Linked DNA regions of Mus musculus: region 2 is linked to region 1. The links are chromatin loops, found by intact Hi-C in ENCODE. Cell type or tissue: left cerebral cortex. All regions are shown on one strand. Links, peaks and the distances in the headings refer to the core of each region. The heading gives the core; the rest is flanking DNA.

The links. Hi-C counts contacts between places; a loop is a spot of excess contacts. Peaks named below come from ENCODE experiments on the same cell type or tissue, not always from the same donor. Only the 100,000 strongest peaks of a DNase experiment are listed, where the experiment ranks them.
Region 2: it touches region 1 in a loop (8-fold over the local background); 2 of 42 quality-filtered maps call a loop at or near these places.

The regions. Positions count from the first base shown.
Region 1 is chr4:147,935,073-147,945,827 of GRCm38, reverse strand. It overlaps Plod1 (procollagen-lysine, 2-oxoglutarate 5-dioxygenase 1), which reads left to right and starts at 9,052. Exons shown (of 19, transcript NM_011122.3): 1 at 9,052-9,226. The coding sequence starts at 9,151. 2510039O18Rik (RIKEN cDNA 2510039O18 gene) reads right to left here and starts at 4,933. Exons shown (of 3, transcript NM_029841.3): 1 at 3,771-4,933; 2 at 367-1,220. The coding sequence starts at 4,803. In left cerebral cortex, for the core only: no CTCF peak of the experiment used is centred there; DNase peaks (open chromatin) are centred at 5,620, 7,020, 7,506, 9,063 and 1 more place; H3K4me3 peaks cover 3,321 bases; H3K27ac peaks cover 2,869 bases.
Region 2 is chr4:148,033,149-148,043,903 of GRCm38, reverse strand. Clcn6 (chloride channel, voltage-sensitive 6) reads left to right here and starts at 5,091. Exons shown (of 23, transcript NM_011929.3): 1 at 5,091-5,223; 2 at 5,931-5,990. The coding sequence starts at 5,137. Mthfr (methylenetetrahydrofolate reductase) reads right to left here and starts at 4,827. Exons shown (of 12, transcript NM_010840.3): 1 at 4,772-4,827; 2 at 2,075-2,320; 3 at 241-479. The coding sequence starts at 2,307. RefSeq lists promoters at 2,693-2,966, 2,693-4,486, 4,739-4,928, 4,739-5,377. In left cerebral cortex, for the core only: CTCF peaks have their summits at 4,107 (motif pointing left) and 5,327 (motif pointing right); DNase peaks (open chromatin) are centred at 3,329, 3,660, 4,038, 4,914 and 4 more places; H3K4me3 peaks cover 5,216 bases; H3K27ac peaks cover 4,751 bases.

The DNA.
Region 1 (10,755 bases), core at 1,661-9,660:
TGGCTTGGGAGGACCTGGCTCTCCTGCTGTTGTAGGCTGACAAGATTAACTGTATTGTCCACACACAGGAATGGCCTGACCTCTAAGGGCAACAGGTTTTGTTTGTTTTTTTCTTAGTATGTTTTTGATATGTAGCTCACAACCTTCCTGCTTCAGCATCTTCCATGCTGGGATGACAGGAATACACTACCACCATCAGCCTGCTGTCAAATGGACATCTGATACTGATTTGATATTGATATAATGGAAAATGACATTGAGGGCACGGACTTGGAAGGATTTCTCATTACTGCCTAGACCTTCCCCTGGCCAGGCTACCGTTTTTGGACAGAACGGCTTGGGGCTTCAGGAATCGAGGTAACCTACCTTGCTCCTGAAGAGGGGCTTGGCTCCAGGCCCACAGTACTCATTATAGATGAGTTTAAAGAGGAAGAGGTGGAAGAGGGTGATGAGGGAGGCCACACTGAACCAGAAGAGGAAGGGCAGGCCGGGATCCTGCTGGGCCATGTGCTCATCGTGGGCCAGGATGGCCTTAAGGTGCAGCGTGTGCCGCAGGTCCTGCAGATGTGTGAGGTCGGTGGAGATGTACAACAGTGGTGTGATGGGCTGGGTCACCATGACAGAGAAGGTGTGGCCTCCAGGCTCTGAGGTCAGCTCTACGGGGTCATGGAGGCAGCCTGCCTCACAGGCGTAGATCTTGACGGGTTGGCCTCGGGACTCCAAAGACACATGCAGGTAGGGCTTGCCCTCAGCGTCCACCAGCACAGCCAGGTTGATGTGGTCGTTCTTGTAGCGGATGCCGTGAAGCGCATAGCTGTTGTGGAGCACCTCGGGGTCGGCCTGGAACTGCAGGTGGTTTTCTGTGAACTGTAGCCCGCCGAAGCTGAGCACCATGCCTTGCAGGATGCCCGGAGCGCCAACCTTCACCAGCCCCTTGCAGCCGCGCTTCTGGAGGGTCAACTTCCACAGGTCAGCCAGCTGCAGGATCTGCTGCACTGAGGAGAGCTGGCCAGGCCACAGGTTCTCGGCATGCATGGTGGCATGGCCACTGAAGCAGTGGTCTTCATAGTTGAGCGTTGCCTCCATCTGCTCGCGTTCCCTGTGGCTCAGAGAGGGGCTGAGCAGTGGGGCTGGAGAGCAGGAGAGCATGTAGTACAGGGTCAGGTTCACGGTCAGGCCAGATGGCGTGTGAGCATCCGTGATCCTCTTCATCTCCACACCTGTAATACCAGAGGTTGCACGTTAGGGAGGAAGGCCTGGCTGGAGGCAGAAGAGATGGAACAAAGGTGAGAGCTACAGAAGGTAGAGCTTTGGATCAGCAATAAAAGATAGCAGTGCCCTGGGTGTGGTAGAGCTGTCCTTACTTCCTGAGATGGCCCATCTTGATTGAATGTGGTAGGACTTAAATCACCACAGAAACACGCATCCGTGCCTGTCTACGTAAGATTTTCTACATTAGACTGAAGCGGGAAGAGCCACCGTAAATATTGGTTGTCCTATACCATGGACTGAGATCCAAGACTGTAGCTAGGTACCAGCATTCATCTCTCCCGACTTCCTGACTTGCAGAAGCCGTGTGACCAACCAGCCACCTCCTACTTCTGCTACTGTGTCTTTCCCACCATGATGAGTTGCCCCTCTTTGAACTGTAAGCCAAAATAAACTTTCTTCAGCAAATCGCTTTTGTTGCAGTGACGTAGAGTTAACTAATAGGGACTCTAACAGGAGTGTGGCAGACCTCCTGGCAGAACCAAGAGCACCATACACTTGTCAGGACTTGGTGTGAATCCTATGGTCTAGAACTCCCAATCACAGAGCATCTGTGTTATAGTCAATACTGGCTGGTTATTCTATCACTCTAATAACTATAGCTTATAATTTATCTTATGTTTGTATATATGCATATGTGCCTAAGCATCATTTATGTGCAGGTCTCTTGGACCTTGATCCCTTGAAACTGGAGTTATAGTATATTGTGGGCCACCACAAGCGTGTTGGGAATTAAACCCAGATCCTGTGGAAGAGCAACAAGTACTCTTAACCACTGAGCTATCTCTCCAGTTCCTATTAAAGCTATCTTAATATCTGATTTTATTCAATTTTTTTCTTTTTGGAGGCAGGCTCTCTATGTATGTCATCCTCCTGCCTCACTCTCCTGGAGTGCTAGATTACAGCCTGAAAGCACCCTAACCTGGTTCAGCACTGTGGCTTTAAGTGACATGGCCCCCTATTAAAATGAGTCTAGACTCATGGGGCTCATCACCCCCCTCAGCATCTGCACCTGGGTATCTGACAGGCACAACTGACTTAGGGTGAACTGTTCACAACCCCAAATCAGGGAGCTGCCCTCCAGGTCTCGCTTCCCACAGACAAACCACTGCCTAACAGTCCTCCCTCCAAAACACCAAGACCCACCACTTCTATGTCCATGTCATGACTGGGATGTCTCCTCCTGCCCTTGGGCTCCCAAGACCCCCTTGCCCTGTCTATGTACCTATTTCCCCTTAGTGTATACTCTGCTCATTCCCATTCTCCCATCTCAGAATAAACTCCTGGTCCTTCCTCAAGGCTTCAAGTTCACACCGCCCTGATCCTGCTCAGCACCTGGCTTAACCTGCTTAGGGCAGTCTCCAGCCTTGAATGCCCTCTTTCTGGTCACATGACTGGCTGCTTCTTGCCACTCAGGCCTAACTGAGTGTCTCTATACCAGGGAGCAGAGGGGTGGCCCTCCCACCCCATACCCTTGCCAGTACTACACAATCCAGGTTCTTCACAGAGCTTTCCAGAGTTGTCCCTCTTAAAATGTTCATGTTCCTGTCTTCTCCCAAACCAGACTAAAGCAAGCACTTCGTGGATAAAACTTGCTTGCCAGCCGGGCAGTGGTGGCGCACGCCTTTAAACCCAGCACTTGGGAGGCAGAAGCAGGTGGATTTCTGAGTTTGAGGCCAGCCTGGTCTACAGCTACTTTTTTTTTTTGTTTTTTGTTTTTGAGACAGTGTTCCAACTGCCTCTGCCTCCCAAGTGCTGAGATTAAAGGCGTAAGGCACCACTGCCCCGCCAGGGAGATACCTCTTGACTGAACAAAACTCTCTCTGCACAACCATAGGGGAGTGATGGTAACTGTAACCCTGAAAACCAAAACTCAGTACTGACTGTGGATTGTATTTCTTTTCTTAAACAGTTGACAGGAAAGGTTTTCATTTCCAAAGAATAAATAAGAGGTTTTTGTTTTTTGCTGTTGTTTTTTTTAAGAAAGTTTTCGCTTTGCCTGCACATTCACGCACTGGAGGAAGTCTCCAGCATTCTGGCATTAATTAGCACTGCCACTACAGTGGCAAGGTGAATCTTAGTCTCAAATGTCAGAAGCTGAAGTCAGACAGAAACAAGTTCCGGTGGCCAAAACAGAGTGCCTCTGCATCTCCCTGATGGTTTCTTCTTTACAAACTGACTCTCTCCCCCTCACAAACCAAACCCCTCCACCAGCTCAGGTCAGGCCTCAAGGCCAAGAACAGACAATAAAACTGAACGTGTACACTCAAACCTCCACTAAAACCTTATAAAACTTACTGTTATGGCTCAAAAAGCTAAGACCACAGAGCCAAGATCATATAGCTTCAAAGTGTTTAAGAAGAGCCAACCGTTGAACATCAAGGCCAAGTTGCAACCCTCTGTGTGACCACCACCGAGCATGGGGGGACACCACTAAAGTGGACAGTATGCACACGGACGTCAAGTGGTGGCTGGGCACCAAGCCCGCAACGAGGCCTCACCGGGACTGAAGAGCTGGGCCCAGAGGTACTGGTGATCCTGAAGCAGCTCCGAGGCGGGCATCTCCAACAGCTCCAGCATCTCCTTCCGTGCTAAGTCCTGCAGCGCCTTGAGCTCCTTGGCTCCTTTGCTTTTGAGCACCTGGGGGTGGATGGGACCAGAGATGTGCACCACCCACAGCACCGTCTCGTCCAGCTGTGTCTTGGGAGCCACCTGGAGCCTGTTCACTAACTTCTTAGAGGTCACCACGACCAAGTGCACCAGCCCCGATGGAAGGGGTGTGGACCGGCCCGAGTAGAGGAGAAACTGGTGATCTCCGACCTTCTCCAGGGTGCTGGTGAAGGATTTGGGGACTGGGCCTGCGGTGGGCCCCACAGTCTGCAACGCGGCCACGCGCTCCGTGGGATTGTTGAGCTGGATGCGCTGCAGATAGACGTGGGGTCGGCCTCGGTGCGCCAGGAAGTCCTCCTGCAGTAGCACGCAGTCCCGGCCCGACCCCGCGGAGAGCCCGGAGGCCGAGGCGGGCCCGGGGACACCAGCGGCAGGGCCCGAGCCCGGGGTCCCCAGCTGCAGGCAGCGCACTCGGCGCAGCAGGCCCTCCCGCAGAAGCAGCACCGCCTCTCCAGCCTCGGCCACCACATTCAGCGGGCGTAGCTGCACGAAGGGCACGAAGTCCGGCGTCACGGCAGGCTCCCGCTCTCCGGGCGTCACCCACAGCCGGTTGTTGGAGGCGTCCAGAGCCAGGAAGCCGTTGGCCACCAGGGCTGGCACCCCGGGGCCAAGCGGCACCGCCTCGCCGCGATCACGCAGGCCGCGCCACGCGCGGGTGGCCGCCTCCAGACAGGCAGACGGCTCGGCGGCGCCCGGCTCGCTGCGGGCCCAGGACGGCAGGTGCAGGCCGCCCGCCGCCCGCCGCGCCCCGGAGCTCGCGAACCACAGGAGCAGCACCAAGAGGCCGAGCAGGCAGAGGAGGCGGCGGGCCCAGCTGCTCGACAGCAGCCCCGGCAGCCCCTTCAGGCGCTGCTGCAGCCACATCGGGCCCGCCGCCCAACCTGCCCGCCCGGCCGCCGCCGCTCACTCCCCGGGCCGCGTCGCCGCGCCCTCCTCAACGCCCGCCGCAGCCACCCCAGCAGACACCTTCACCGCTTCCTCCTTCTTCTTGGTTGCCTCCTAGACGTCAAACGCCACCGGCCGTAAGGCGTCGCTGAGTCTTTTGCGACAAGGTGGAAAAGCGGCCAGGGGCGGGATTTGGAGAGGGGGCGGGGTCTCCTTGGGGGCGGGGCCTGGACTGAGGGGCGGGGTGGGGAAGGGAAGAGTGTGGGCAGGAGTCCAAACGGCTTGTTGGAAAAAAGAGAGCAAGAAAAGAAAGTCAGAGAGCAAGCCAAACCCAACATGTGCTGCGCCTCGTTTGCTGCTGATGGTTTCAACAGCCCTAAAGTTAAAAAATAAGAACGTACTGTTTCTGTAAACTATATTTAACTGAATGAAGAAAAGACATGGGGGTAAATGGAAGGAAAGAAAGAAGGGAAGGAGACAGGGAGGAATGAAGTGGAGGGAGGAGGGAAGGAAGAGGAGGAGGAAGGGTAGCCACTGAAAAATTATTTCCTAGGAAATATTTTGTTGGCAGCGTTTCAAACCTGCCTGGCTGCGAGTACACCAGAGTGGGACATAAATCCAGCCTGTTTCTTGAACACAGCAAGTAGTTTTCTTGATGTCAATCTTGAGTTTTAACTCATTAAATAACGCGAAACATTAAGATCTCATACTTTGACAAGACCCGGAGCATCCATATGGGGGGAAGGGCGAGGGGGGCGGAATTCATTGGGAGCACTGGAGCAGACAGTGGGGTGGTTGTTTCCACTTTGAATTCTAGGTAGACAGTGGGCGATTGTTTTCACTTTGGATTCTGGGCAATCCAGAGCCAGACGGGCTGTTGCAAATTCACAGTTGACAATTGAACGGTCACTTAAGGTGGCTTCTAGTGGGTTGTAGGCAGACAGAAAACTGTATGCTGAGGTGGCAAGCCAGTGTCGCATTGGAAGAATGCTCGTCCTGTTTTGATTTGATTTTTATTTTTATTTATCTTTGAGACAGAATCTTTCCTTTGTTGTCCAGACTGGACTTCAAACAATTCCTAGGCCCAAAAGATCCTTTCTCAGCATCCCCAGTCCCTAGAATCAAAGGCATTTGTCCAGCTTTTTACCCATTTTTATTTTCACACAAAAATGAATGCTAAGAGCCCAGCAGTGGTGGCACATGCTGTTAGTCTTAGCATTTAAGAGGCAGGGCAGGTAATTCTCGGAGTTGGAGACCAGCCTGGTCTACAGAGTTCCAGGACAGCCAGGACTACACAGAGAAACCCTGTCTTGAAAAACTAAAGTGGGCTGGTGAGATGGCTCAGCGGTTAAGAGCACCGACTGCTCTTCCAAAGGTCCTGAGTTCAAATCCCAGCAACCACATGGTGGGATCCGTAATGAAATCTGATGCCGTTTCCTGGAATGTCTGAAGACAGCTACAGTGTAAAAAAAAAGAAAGAAAAAGAAAAACTAAAGCAAGCAAGCAAGCAAACAAACACCCCAGAGCTCAGTAGCACATTTTAGCCAGTTGTTGTACACATATCTTTAATCTGACTCTTCAAGAGGCAGGGGCAGGTAGATTTTACTAAGTTCAAGGCTAGCCTGTCTACACAGTGAGACCATATTTCAAAACAAACTAAAACAACCACACTTTTTTTTTTAGCAGACTATTAGCTCAGAACAGAATATTCCTCTAGCACTAGTGATTTCCCAGAACCTTAAAGTTAAAATAAAAATCTAATGGCAAGATGGCTCAGCAGGTAAAAGCATTCGCCAGCAAGTGTGATGACCTAAGTTCTGTACCTAGGACCTATGTGGTAGAAGGAGAGAGCTGACGCCTCTATGTGCACATTGTTGTATGTCCAAATCAGAAGATGGTATGGGATCCCTGGAGTTACAGGCACGTGTGAGTTGCCAGTCTCTTAACTGCTGAACCATCTCTCCAGCTCCACTTTTTAATGGATGACAGGAGGAAACCGCATGCATGTTTGTGTGTGGACAACTTCCCATCCTGAAGTTGTCCAGCAGTTTCCTATTAAATTGGAGTCCTGTGCCTTTAACAGTCCATTGCACGTGGAGCACGTACTAGAAATACTAGAGGCAACATCTGGGCAGCAGCCACCACCTCTTGCTTAAAGAAACAGGCCACCCTACACGAAGCTTGGATTGGGCTCAAGTTCTAGCAATTTGATGAAACAAACAGGAAACAGGTTCCAAAAGAGTAAGGCCAGGCTTCACAAGAGTGAATTCTTCCTCTTGAAAGGTCAGGCAGTTTATAAAACTGATCCCTCTTTTAATTTGTACTCTGATGACTGCCCAGGAATGTTTTCTATCTGGCGTATATCGCTGTAGGCAGTTCTAGCTGGGAGCTGGCTGATGCTTCCTTACTGTGGTCCCACATCAGGTGTGTGATGCCAGGCAGATGATACTGCTTCGAGCCTTAGTTTCTTGTTTTGCAAACAGAAGTGACAGCTTTACGAGAAAGGCAGTTGTGAGCTTGGAGGAAGAGCTTTGAAAATCGAGCCAGCCAACAAGGCTGGCTGGTTCTTCCCCCATTTACACTTGTACTTCCTCCTCCAAGGGTTTGGAGATCTCAGTCCTCAACCTTCTGGGTCTAAAACACCCGGCGGATGCTGGTGGATGCTTGGCGCCAAGTCCTGTCTCCAGCTGCAGCAGCTCCTGGCTCTAAGTCCCTGCTAGGAAGCAAATGTTCTAGATTCTGCTGAGGTCGCTTCCTCTGGTTGGTCTTGTGACTTTGAGCTTGCTGCTGGATAGCCCTGGGCCTCTCTTCTACCATCTGTGAGAGTGTGAGTTGACCTCTGCACAATGAGGTGGACGCCCATTTTTCCAGCCTGTTCTTATTTCCCAGAAAGGACACGTGGTTCTTCAATTGTACAAGTATTGTACATCTTTCTCAAGAAAAAGAGAAACAAGAAAAGAAGAACGATTCCCAATAATATGACCTAGAAACGCTGCATAAGTTATGAACATGTTTATTCCACAACTTGGAAATAATCATTGCAAACATTGGTCTGTAAGTTTCCTGTGTTGGGGGTGGGTGTGTGTTGTTGAGGTCTCACACAGTCCACACTAGCCTCAAGCTATATGGTCACTAGCTCTACGGCTGAGCATGTCTTGAACTCCTGATCCTGCTATGCCTCCTGAGTGCTGGGATTCCAGCTCGCTTTGACACCTTCTTCCTCCCTTCTCTGACTGAGTCTGGCTGTGCAGCTCAGGCTGGCTTTGGACAATGGAGCTCTTCTACCTCCTGAGTGCTAGGATTTGGGCAGACCCCACCCTACCCCACCCAACCTTGTTTTGACCTATCTGCTAGGCAGAGGATCTATCTTTAACAATGAGTCATACTGAAGAGAAAACCTTTCCCACTTAGCATCCTGTAGATGCCTGTTTCCTTTGTGAAAGACCAAATCTCCCTAACTCCCTGATTTCGTCAAGCCCCTCCTCCCCCGCCCTCCCGAACCCTGCCCTAGGATCTAATCTGTGGGACTGAGATTCCAGGGTCCCTGTTTGAGCTCTCTTCTACGGCTTGACAGATTTTGTCTAAATGTAGATGTGCTTGGCTCACATCTGGACCAGGAACCCTTGCTCCAGAAACTTTTGACCTTCTTTTACTTTGTCTGTGAATGGCACTGAAAATTTTCACTCCATCCACTTAGCCCTCATTCATCCATCCACTCACTCACCCATCCATCCATCTGGCCCCCCATCATCCATCTATCCAGCCAGCCAGCCACTTACCCATCCATCCACCTATACCGCCATCCAACCATCCACTCACTCACCCACTTACACACCCACTTATCCATCCATCTAATACCCCCCCCCCACCATCACCACACACACACACATCCATCCCATAATTAACCGCTGCAATTTCCTTGACTACTTTCTGATTTCCTTCCAGGGAGCGGAAAGTTGAATTAAGTGATTCTCTTTTGGGAGCTGGGGCTAGACTTTATATATATATTCCCACCATCGCGGTGCAGATGATATTAAGTCTCCTCTTCTAGACATCAAGGCCTCGCCCTCCTCGCCCACTTGGAGAGAAGCGGGGGAGGGAGAGCATGGACGGTCCGGCATCGGGACCCAGGGGGCACAACGACCTGCCCCAAGTCTGGAGGACCTAGAAGCCTAAGCAGGAAAACCCTTCCCCGAGGCGGGCGGAGGCGTGCGCGGCACCGCCCCCGGGGCGGGCTCAGTGCGTGGCAGCGCCCGCCGGCCCCGTCGCGAAGTTTCCAGTTCAGCTTCTGTCTCAGTGCCGGCGGGTTGTTCCCGAGACTCCGCTATGCGGTCCCTGCTGCTCCTGGCCCCGTTGGCCTGGCTTCTTCTGGTCCAGGCGAAGGATGACGCCAAGCTAGAGGGTGAGGACGCGGCGGCGGAGCTGTGCCTGGCCGTCTGTCTCGCCGAGGACCGGGGTGTCCAGGCGACCTGGGCTGGAAGGGGGGGAGCCGGGGAGCTGGGTTGCGGTCATCTGTCCACTTGCCCGCGGGTGACTCCGGTAGATCACTTCCTCTCATGGGGTCGGGATTCCTAGGTTTGTGCTGCGGGCAGAGGAGGGGACAGCCGAAGTACACTCTCCCCTTGCGCGCCCCCTACCCTCATTTGGCGCTCAGAGGAGTCCATGATCACAATTCCCATAATAAGTAGCAAGACTCCCGTTTATCGTACACGATCTGCTGCAGCCTGGCCTCACTAGTTAAGCACCAGTTAAATACGTTTGCTGGAAGTGTTTTCTTATGTTAACCCCGTTTTCCAGCTTTACAAACTGAGGCTCCAAATCAGCCGCATTCTCCAGGGCATCCTGTTTTCTTCCACCCATGTTGCTGGAGACATGGGAGTTGGCCTGAACATGGTGGGTGGTAGGAATGTGGAGGGCTCCGGTGGGTGAGCCCTGTTGGTAAGAGCACTTGCCTAGCTCGCATGCAGCCCAGGGTTTGGTCCCCAGCGCTGCATAAACTAAACATAGTTGTGCATGCTTATAACCCCAGTACTCAGGGAGGTTGAAGCAGGGTTATCAGAAGTCCAAGGTCATCCTCAACTACACGAAGGGTTAAAGTCAGTCTAGACTACATGAGACCCTGACCAAAAAGGAAAGAAAGGAAGAAAAAAAAAAAAAAAAAAAAAAGGAAAGGAAAAGAACCTGGCTTTGAAACCCATGTGCTGGGAGCCACAGGTTTTTGCATGCCTGCTCCGTCTTCCATCTGTGCTCAGTTATACATAGGGTCACACGCCTTTCGCGTTGGTGATGCACAGTTTTTGAGAAGCTTGGTATTTTAGACTCCAACACAGAGTGGCAAGACCTCATTTCTAGAGATCACAAGAGATTCCTCAAATAAGACCAGCCCCTGAGTCCCCTTAAAGTCAAGGCTCTGGGCATTTTCTCTCCAAGCTCAGAGCAGCTAGGTTTGTTGTTGTTGTTGTTTTGGGGTTTTTTTGTTTGTTTGTTTGTTTTGGTAGGGTCTAATCTAGCATCAAAGGAAGATAGATAAGAGACTCTGATAAGTCCCGACTACAGAGTTGGTAATGTGTGCAAAGGCCCACCTAGTGGCAGGAACCTGGAGCCCAGTGGCAGCCATTTTTTCTCCATTTCACTTTCTCCTGCTTCTGCTGATGCGTGCTCGGATACTCCAGACCATCCCAGTTCCAAGAGCCTCAGTTGCCCTCTAGGAAGCCCAGAACTCAGCTCCCGCTCTGTGCCAAGAATGGAGGCGTCACCGGCAGACACTGTGTTCCACACTTCAGACACTCATTTGGGTCTTCACATTAATCTCTGAAAGGGGGCTCCTTCATCCATGGTTCCTATGGTGGAGTTCAGGAAGGCTAAATTCCTTGCTGAGCCAACTGTTCGTAACACTCTGCTCTTCCACCATGCCTCTTTCATCTCTGCTGA
Region 2 (10,755 bases), core at 1,120-9,119, 99 kb before region 1:
TGGGCACAAGCCATGTCCCAGCTGAACTGTAGACAGGTCAAGCTGTAGACACGGCCATCCCACCTGTGTGACACCCACAATGGACTCATTACCCACAGCGATTGATCACTGATCCTCCTGCAGCAAGCTGGCCCTGGATGTGCTTAGTGCAGAGCCCAAGGAAAGTAAAGGACTTGTCTGGGGACAGGAGAAGCCTTCAGGAAAGCAAGAACCCAAAGAGGAGGGGTGCTGGCGCCACACCTCCCCTCAGCGCCATTATGTTCTTCAGGCCCAGCTGCTTGGCTCTGTGCAGATGGCCTGTGATCTCCTCCGGGCGCTGCTGGCAGCAGGTCATATGCAGGATGGTTTCCAAGCCGCAGTAGTTTACTGCTGTGCTGGCGATCATCATGGAGGAGGTCTCCTTGTCTGAGCCAGGGTCTCCAGCTGGGTGCCAGGTAACATCTACGAAGAGGGGGCCCCCTGCTGCCATCCGGTCAAACCTGTAGGGGATTTCCTCCTTAAGTAGGCTCCTGGGGTAAATAGGAGCTCAGAGAAGGCAAGTTGGTATCAGAGCAGTACTTCCCAGGCACATGACCTAGTAATGCATGGAGCCGCAGATTCTTTGTCAGGTGTGGCAGGTGACAGTACCTACTGGACAGCCATCAGGGTTCTGGGTCAGATGGCTGTGCAGCCTCCTCAGAGCAGGGCCCGGGCTCAGTGAGTGCCTCAATGGTTATCACACTGATGTATAACAATGTCACTATTTTGTGTGAACAGCATTCTGCGCTTCTCAGAGTGGAACACACTAGCTTTTTAAGAGTCTTGACAGCTGAGGGTTCAGGAATCTCAGTAGTGGGTGGGCAGAGAGCCTCACTTTAGGGAAGGCAGAGAGAAATCAACAGACTCTTGTGTTGCCACCATGGCCTCTTTGCATCAGCCAAGAGTCCTGCCGAGGAAGGCTCAGTTCCTGAACTAGATTCAAAAGCTTTTGTGGGCATCAGCACTGTTAAAGCTATAATGGTGTGTTTAAACATCAGGGTCTTGATTTCAGGACCCAGAAAACAGCATGTGACAAATACGGATTAAAAGGCATTAATGTTTGTGGTTGTTTCTGAGACAGGGTCTCGTGTAGTCCAGACTGACCTCAAACTCCCTATGTAGCTGAGTATTTCTTTGTTTGCTGTTTGTTTTCAAGACAAGGGTCCCACTATGTAGCCCTGGCTGTCCTAGAACTCACTATGTAGGCCAGGCTGAGCTCAGACTCACAGATCTGCCTGCCTCTGCCTATTAAGTGCTGGAATAAAGGTGTGTGCCACCATGCCTGGCTCTCTACCAGGCTATCCTTGACCTCAGATCTGCTTGCTTTTGCCTCCTGAGTGCTGGGATTGCAGTCATGTTCCCACACCCTGTCTATGCAGTGCTAGGAATCAAATTTAAGATTTCTGACAAGCTATTTACTCCATCAATTCAGCTACACTCCTCCCTCTTTTAAAGATAGGGCATCGTTACATAACCCTGGCTGGCTGGCCTGGATTCTAGGTAGCTTAGGCTGGCTTTGAACTCACAGTTATTTATCCTCCTGCCTCTGAGTGTTGGTATTAAGGATACCAGTGTGCCTGACTTTCCTTTCTCTCATTTTTGTGATGCTGCAGGACGTAGCCCAGGGGTCTTGTGGTCTACAAATCACTCTCTGACTTGAAGAAAAGGAACTGGAATTCAGAAAGTGCTATCACAAAACATGTGGTGTTTCCTGATTTGGAAAAGCACTCTCTCTGTGTCCAGCTAGCTCAACACATTCCCTGAATTGCGGTTTGTTGACTTCCTAAGCTCCTCATGAGCCAGCCCCAAGCTCTGCCAAAGAATGCAGCCTGAAAAATGAACATTTTTGGCTCACTGAGAGTTCGTCCAAACTTATCTAATGCTGCTTCAGAGGGACTTTCACAGACAAGAAGTTATAAGTCACAGACTAAACTCCCTGTCTCGCCTCTGCTTCTTCCTGCCTCCCCTCCCTCCCCAGAGCCTTTTCCTGCCGGGTTAAAGGGCAGCTCACGCTCCCCTGAGCCTGCCGACCCCCGCGATTAACCTCCCTACTCACCTGGAGATGAGGTTAACAGCTCCCTCAGCAGTTCGAGGGGGGAAGAACTCCAGGGAGAACCACTTGTCACCAGAGTCCATTCTGCGCCTCATCTTCTCCCGGAGTCTCTCGTGCCGCTCTGGGTCCAGGCTGGGGGTGGAACATCTTGAACTGTCCTTGGAACTCTCGCTGCCACTGCTGCTGCCCTCAGATCGCGGGTTGGGACTGCCACTTCCTCTGGCCTCGTTCACCATGGCTGGATTCCTGCTGTAGAGGGTGGGGGCCGGGGGTATTAGAGGGCTGGTAGCCAAACCCCATGCACACCCAACACCTGAGCAGGCGGCTCCGGTGGCAGTCACTGCTTCATCAGTCAGCACGGGTGAGAGTCTTGCAGCTCCTACCCAGAGGCTCCAAGAGCTTTGCCCTCCCCCCCACGCCCCTGCTGTCGTCTGCCTCTTTGTATGACCACCTCCCACTGAGCGGCTCTTGGGTCCTTCAGCTCACAGATCGGATCGTAGGCGACAGCTACCTGATAGAGGGTGGCACAGAAAGCCTCACGCAGCCAGCCTCTGAGGCCCACATCCCCAGGGATGGATAACAGTGCCCAGCTGGGAGGACCTTGGCTTTTTGATGGTTCATCCCGATCTGCTCAGACCCAGAGTGAGTGGGGAAGGAACCTTTCCTGGAGGGTGTGCCCAACTGGGCGGAGCTGTGACAAAGAGCCCCGAGCTGAAGCTGGGGCCACGCAAAGGGGCGGGAGTAAGGTTTCCCGGCTGGAGAAGGCTCAGGCGCAAGTCAAAGGAGGAAGATGAGTGGGGGAGGGGAGGAGTGGGCAGGCAGGGGTTAGAGATTAGCTATTAGCCATTCAGGATCACTAGATTTCCCCCACCAAAGAAAGAACAGCTCACTGTGGCTGGCTTCGCCTGGAACGTGTTATATAGGCTTTCTGCAGCATGGCCAAGCAGCCAGATCTCCTGAGATCACACTACTTCAAAAAGACTGTTGTGTTGTGAGCTAGAACTTGCCACGGGCTGGGCTGCAGAGGCAGGTGGACTGAAGTCACCGAGGGTAGGGATGGATTTATGTCCAACTCTGAACAAAGGTTGTTCCATCTGTGCCTGCCCTGGTAGCAGCTCTCCCTAAACACGCCAATTAAGTCAAAAGGATCAGTGACCACAGTCTACCACATACGCCCTTCCAACAGGGCACAGGGCCATACTGCAGTCTAGTCTGGAAAAGAAGCAAACACTACCACTGCACAGCAGTGGGCCAGCACAGTAGTGGCTATCTGTGTGGTGACGTGGAGCAACAGAGAAACCAGGTCAGGTTTGTTTCTTTCCAGAAACTTCCACCTCTTAAGTCAGTGTACCATTTTGGGTCTCAGCTTCAAGAATCGGAAGAAATCCATTGCTCTTTCCCCTCCTGGACTCCAGACTTAGTGCCAGTGTTACTCCCAATCTATCTGTCCCACTTCTGTTCTGACCTAAAACTGCCAGGTTCTCATGGAGAGTGAGAAAGGCCTTCAAAGGCCTTCCTCCTCCACCCAAGGGAAATGCCTCGTTTTCACTGCTGGAACAAAACCGGAGGAGCTGACTCAGGCACAGCAAACCGCTCCAAGGTTTAAGCATTTTTGTTTTTTTTTCTGGTTTTTCGAGACAGGGTTTTTCTGTAGAGCCCTGGATGTCTTGGAACTCACTTTGTAGACCAGGCTGGCCTCAAACTCAGAAATCCGCCTGCCTCTGCCTCCTGAGTGTTGGGATTAAAGGCGTGCGCCATCACACCCGGCTCGGTTTAAGCATTTCTAACAGTTCCCACCCCCTATCCATTATTAGTTGAGCTCCCAAATCACACAAGGATGAGCCTGTGAACCGACAAATTTGTTTACCCTTCTACTGTCCAGTCCCCTGCCTGTGACTGGACCAGAAAGACCAGTCTCAGGCGTGGCATCGCCAGTGCCTGGCAGAGTAGTAAAACAGGCAGTACTCACTGGGCTCAAAACTGCCAAGACCTCCACACCAATCTCAAAATGCCTCGCTGCCACCTACTGATCATTTAAATAAGACTGACAAACACTGAGCCCACCACTCCCGGAAGAGTTGTGATAGATGCATGTGAACTGCAGGATGCTATGGACACCTGGGCGTTGAAACTAATGGTCGGTCCACTCTTCCTTTCCAGATGCTGTCAGGGAGATGGGTTTAAGAGACTATGGCAACCAGGCATGACAACGCACATATTTAATCTCAGCTCGCAGGAGGCAATGGATCTCGGAGTTCGAGGCCTGATCTACAGAGAGTTTCAGAACAGCTAGGGCTACACAGAGAATCTGTCGCGAAAACCAAACCAAACCAAACAAAATCCCAGAGAGCGAGCGAGAGAGCTAGACAGACAGACACTATGGCAGGCAGCCACCATGGCCTGAGGGATGGTAATCGGGTCACCTGGTCAATGGGTCACAGGCCGTGGCGGGGATGCGGGTCCCAGAAGGCTGCAGGGTCTGGATCACTGCCCCAGATCCAGGATTCCTTTAACTTTGAGATACCTTCCTGCAGGTAGTGGGGCTGGGGTGACAGCCTCCATGAGTATTCATAGGCCCTAAGGAGCCTTCACGTGCAAAGGGCCGGCCAGCACCTAACCGCCTGCCCACAGGTCTAGCTTGCGGTGGTGTGTTCCCGACTCTGCGAATCTATCCGCAGCGTCCCAAGCCTTTTGCGTTACCTCTTGCGTCAGATCGGTGGCGGCGAGGGTGCCACCTCCCTAGGGCTGGCGAAGAAGGCGGGGCGGAGCTGTCGGTTGCTAAGGGAAACAGGACGAGCGGCAGGCGGAAGCCACATCTACGAGACGAGACGACGGCCGGAAGTCCCGCCCCAACATGGCCGCGCCCAGAGGTCTCAGGGGAAGCCAGCCAAGTACTGCGTCATGTGACGCGAGCCCTCGCCCCACCCGTCTGCAGCCACTCCCTGTCTCCGGACCCAGAGCTCGAGAGGGCCACGTGACCCTCCCGGGGCCAGTCACGTGAGGCGCGGATCCTGGGTGGGAGGGGGGTTGGCCTAGGTGGTCCGGAGCGGCAGCAAAGGAGGAAGATGGCGGGGTGCAGGGGGTCCGTGTGCTGCTGCTGCCGGTGGTGTTGCTGCTGCGGTGAACGGGAGAGCCGCACCCCCGAGGAGCTGGTGAGCGGCTGCCTGGCTGGGGAAGGGGTGGCTACGGAGGGATGACAGGATGACAAGAGGCGTTGCCGGGGGTGGGGCCGCGCCGGACCGCGCCTGCAGGTGGCAGCGGGTGGGGCCCGGAGACCGCTGCCTGGGCTCGGGAAGCATCCAGCTTACCTCCGCGTGCCCCAGCCAGAGTTCTGTTCTATAACCTCTCTCTGGACTCCGAGGGAGGGCCTCGGCCAGCTTGAATTAATGCCGTCCATATTCTCTTTGAGTTTTGAACGAAGCAAGCATTGTAGAATGAGCCCTTGCGCGGGACGTGACGCCCATGCCGTTGGTGTAGTTTCTCTGGCCTGTTCTTATTCTCTACCCTTCACTCTTTCTGGGTCACTGGTGATCCAGCTTCCCCGTGCAAAGCAAGCTGGGAAAACTTGAGTTGTGTTCTCAGAATTGATTCATTCCCCCCGATTCCGTAGTCAGTCTATTGTCAAATGAAACACGAATTTTCTCCTCCAACGAAGCTGCCATCAGACATCTTTCAGGTGTCCTGAAGGTGAGCATTACGATTTAAAGAATTCGCCGATCAATAGAAATGTAGAGCTCATGGTTTTGAAACATTGTTCCTCTTTGAAGATGGCTCTAGCTAATTTCGATTTTAATAATACTACCCTCCTTGTACCCTTAACCCATTAAAAGATCTCCATTCTGTGAATCTGTTTTTCTAGACCATCCTTGGGGAGACACAGGAAGAAGAGGATGAGATTCTTCCAAGGAAAGACTATGAGGTGAGGTGTTCCAGATGCTGTCCTGGGTAACTGGTGTAGTGAGAGGACTGAGTGCTTCAGGCCTCCAACCAGAGATGCTCTTTGACCCTCTGCCTCAGGGAATGGGGGAGATGACTGCCTAGCAAGTCCTTAACCTGGTCCCACAGTCTGGTGGTGATGCATTCCAGTTCTGCCTGGATATAGAGCGTGTTTGCCATTAAACCTTCCAGGGACCCAGGGTCGAAGCTCTTCCCTGTGAGTGCTCAAAACAGTCTCTCTCGTGAGCTGTGAGGAGACCTTGCCTCTCTCTCTTCTGCCCTATTCTGGATTATAGTTTCCAGTTTCAGATATGAAACTTTGAAGAGTGTGGGGCCACATGTTGTGGTTCCTTTTAGTTTGCCACTGGACTTGGGAGGCTGAGATGGGAAGAGCTCTTCTGGAGACTCACAAAGGCTGCTCCATCAATCCTATCCCAACCTCTTATTTTTTGAAAAAGATTTATTTATTTAATTAATGTATATGAGTATACTGTAGCTGTCTTCGGACACGGATTCCTATTACAGATGGTCATAAGCCACCATGTGGTTGCTGGGAGTTGAACTCAGGACCTCTGCAAGAGCAGTCAGTGCTCTTAACTGCTGAGCCATCTCTCCAGCCTCCCTATCCAACATTTTTGTTTCCCTATCCAACCTTTTGAGTAACTCTGTCACACCCATTTGTAGCTCGCTTGCCTTAGGCTGATAGAATGTTCATGTGAATTTTTTTTTTTTTTTAGATTTATTTATTTATTATATGTAAGTACACTGTAGCTGTCTTCAGACACTCCAGAAGAGGGCATCAGATTTCGTTACAGATGGTTGTGAGCCACCATGTGGTTGCTGGGATTTGAACTAGGGACCTTCAGAAGAGCAGTCGGCGCTCTTAACCACTGAGCCATCTCGACAGCCCCTCATGTGAATTTTTTTATGGATTAGTGATTTTACACTCAAATCTTTAATGTTTCCCATTTAGCCATCTCCACATACAAGTTTGTGGGAAGCTGTTTGTTTTATGCTGTTTTGTTTATTTATTTATTTTTTCTTTTTGAGACAGGGTTTCTCTGTGTATCCCTGGCTGTTCTGGAATTCACTCTGTAGACCAGGCTGGCCTCAAACTCAGAAATCCACCTGCCTCTGCCTCCCAAGAGCTAGGATTAAAAGTGTGTGCCACCACGCCCCAACTGTTTTATGTTCATAAGAGCAAATTCATTCAGACACTAATCAGGGAAGTCTGCTCAGCGTACATCTAAGGGCCAGCCCTCTGAGCAGCTTTTTGTATTTATTTGGGATGGGGGGGAGGGGGATGACATTTTTCTTTTTTAATTTTAAAACTTATTGTTAGGGGCTGGAAAGATGGCTCAGTTGTTAAAAGCACTGATTGCTTTTCCCGGGGTCCTGGGTTCAATTCCATCTGTATTCGATTTTAGGATATTCAGTGTCCCTTTCTGGCCTTTGTGGGAAATAGTTATGCATGTGGTACACATATATACATGCAGGCAAAACACTTGTGCATATAAAAATAAAATCTGTTGGGTTTTTTTGTTTGTTTGTTTGTTTTTGTTTTTCAAGACAGGGTTTCTCTGTATAGCCTTGGCTATCCTGGAACTCACTCTTTAGACCAGGCTGGCCTTGAACTCAGAAATCTGCCTGCCTCTGCCTCCCGAGTGCTTGGGATTAAAGGCCTGTGCCACCACGCCCGGCTAAAATCTGTTGTTATTGTTAAGGGGTCACATGTGGAGGTCTGTGGAGTTAGTTTTCTGATCTTTACTTGGGTTCTGGGAATGGAACTCAGGTTGTGGGTCTATGGTTTTGCTCACTGAGCCATCGAGTCAGCTTTTTCTTTTTCTTATTTATTTATTTATTTATTTATTTATTTATTTATTTATTTATCTATCTATCTATCTATTATATGTAAGTACACTGTAGCTGTCTTCAGACAGCACCAGAAGAGGGCATCAGATCTCATTACGGGTGGCTGTGAGCCACCATGTGGTTGCTGGGATTTGAACTTCGGACCTTCGGAAGAGCAGTCGGGTGCTCTTACCCACTGAGCCATCTCACCAGCCCCTTCTTTTTCTTTTTTTTTAAGACATGGTCACTCTGTGTACCCCTAGATGGCCTCCAGTACAGCCGTATATCCGTATTAGGGGCACACCCAGTGTAGGTGGCCCTTAATCCTCTGCCTCTGTAGATTTGCTTCTTCTGGATAGCTGAAACTTGTTTGTGGAGCCCTGGTGTGGGACAAAGGCCATTCCCATCTCTCCCTGTGGGTGGGTGGGGGAATAAACTTGCCATGGCTGGATTAAGACAGAGAGGCGGGTACATACCTGAGAGCCAGGCACAGCAGGAGAGAGAGATAGGATAGCATTCTTCTCAGGCAGATAGGTATAGGCAACTTCAGAAGAGAGAGCTTGGTTTTCATTTTTTAAAATTTTGACATTTAAAATAGAGTTATCTCTATTTGATTTTACATGGATGTTAGGGTAGACAGGTGACTGGGTTTAAAGAACAGATAGTTGCTGGGACAGTTTGGGCTGGCTGCTAGATCTCTGTCCTGCCTTGTGATTCTGTCTCCATTATCTGCCCCTGTTGACAGGAAGTCTGGAGAGGGATTCCCAGCATTTGACTGTCCTGTGGCAAATCCTGACCTTAGGTAGACAGAGGCTTCAGAGAAAGAACTTCCTCTCCCTCTCACCTTACCCTGTACCCCATTTTTGACTCCAGCTGCAGGAGGCTTCTTTGCCCACACCCCAAGAAGATCTCCAGCAGACACTGGTTATTTGGAGGCAGCAACAGATCCCCAGGTTGGGGGCTGCATTTGCCTGCCGAAAGTGGTAGGAAGCTGGCTGTGGTTGCACACACCTTTAATCAAAGCACTTGGGAGACAGAGACAGGCAGATCTCTGAGTTTGAGGCCAGCTTGGTCTATGTAGTGAGTTTCAGAACAGCCAAAGCTACGTAGTAAGACCCTGCCTTGAAGAACCAAAACAATAAAAATAAAAAAGAAAGAAAGAAAGAAAGACTGGGTTGTCGTGCCACCCCAGTCTGATTAGATTGGTAGAGCCATTCATAGCACTCAGGAAAACATGATTTTGGGTACCCAGTTTATTAATGCATTTACTAAAGGGTATAGCTGTACAGGCAGATAGAGGTGTGCAGGTAAGGTTTGTGGGAGCTTTCCTGATCTCCTGGGGGGGCCATCCTTCCAGTATCCTCCTGCTCTTGGGACCTAGTCCTCTCAGCTCCTTAGAGGCTTTGTTATGTAGGTGTGACTGATGGCATCCTTTGCCATTGGTGAGCAGCTTAGTCTTCTGCCTCTCTTCTTTATTTTATTTTATTTTATTTTAATTTGGTTTTTTGAGACAAGGTTTTTTTCTGTGTAGCCCTGGCTGTCCTGAAACTCACTCTGTAGACCAGGCTGGCCTCAAACTCAAAAATTCGCCTACCTCTGCCTCCCGAGTGCTGGGATTAAAGGCATGCGCCACCACGCCCGGCTTCTGTCTCTCTTCTCAGAGGTCAGAGGTTACAAGTAAATTTCTCTCCCCTCCTTTCCTTTTTCTGTTTGAGACACAGTGTCCCAGGGTCTAGGACTATATCTCAGTGGCAGGGCACTTTTCTAGCATGTGTAGGGTCCTGGGTTTGATCCCAGAACAACAAAGGAAGGAGGAAGGATAGGGAGAAAAATAGAAGACTAAGCAAAAGATTGTGAGTCTTGCTGTGTAGCCCAGGCTGGCCTTAAACTCAAGGTCCTTCTGAGTGCTGTGTAATAGGCATATGCCTGGGTGAAAACTGAACTTTCTAATCAGTGTCTGTGGCGGCCAACCACATCCTGACTCTTTAGGGTTGCAGCGCTGAGCCTAGTCATTACAATAGCATTACAATAGCAGCCCTCAGCCTAGTCATTACAATAGCATTACAATAGCGTGCAGAAGGCCTTCTTCATACTCTGGAGATCTAGGCCTCTGAAAGAGTTGGTTCTCGGGTAATGGGAAAAAAAGAAAACACGCACTTTTAAGAAATTAGAAAAACAATTCTTTCTTTTTTAAGATTTATTTATTTATTTTATGTATGTGAGTGCACTGTAGCTGTACAGATGGTTGTGAGCCTTCATGTGGTTGTTGGGAAGTGACTTTTAGGACCTCTGCTCGTTCCAGCCGGCCCTGCTTGCTCCAGTTGGCCCCGCTCACTCAGTCCCTGTTCTCTCCAGCCCAAAGATTTATTTATTATTATAAACAGGTACACTGTAGCTCTGTGTCAGATCTCATTACGGGAGGTCACCATGTGGGATTTGAATTTAGGACCTTCGGAAGAGCAGTCAGTGCTCTTACCCGCTGAGCCATCTCGCCAGCCTGAAAAACAATTCTTTTGTTTGTTTGTTTGTGGGTTTTTATTTGTTGTTGTTTTGTTTTTGAGACAGGGTCTCTCTGTGTAGCCCTGGCTGTCCTGGAACTCACTTTGTAGACCAGGGTGTCCTTGAACTCAGAAATCTCCCTGCCTCTGTCTGGGATTAAAGGCGTGTGTGCCACCACACCCAGCCTGAAAAACAATTCTTAAAGCTAGATAAGAGCCTTGTGAGGTGGCACACTCCTTCAATTCTTTTTATTCCCATAGTCTAGAGTGTGTACTATTACTGATGCATCAAGGACCCTTGCCTGGAGGAATTGGAGACCACAGATAATAAGGAGCCCACAGCTCTTAGTCTCTTAGACTGAAGAAGTCTCAACAGCTCGTTGTCATGTGACTAATAAG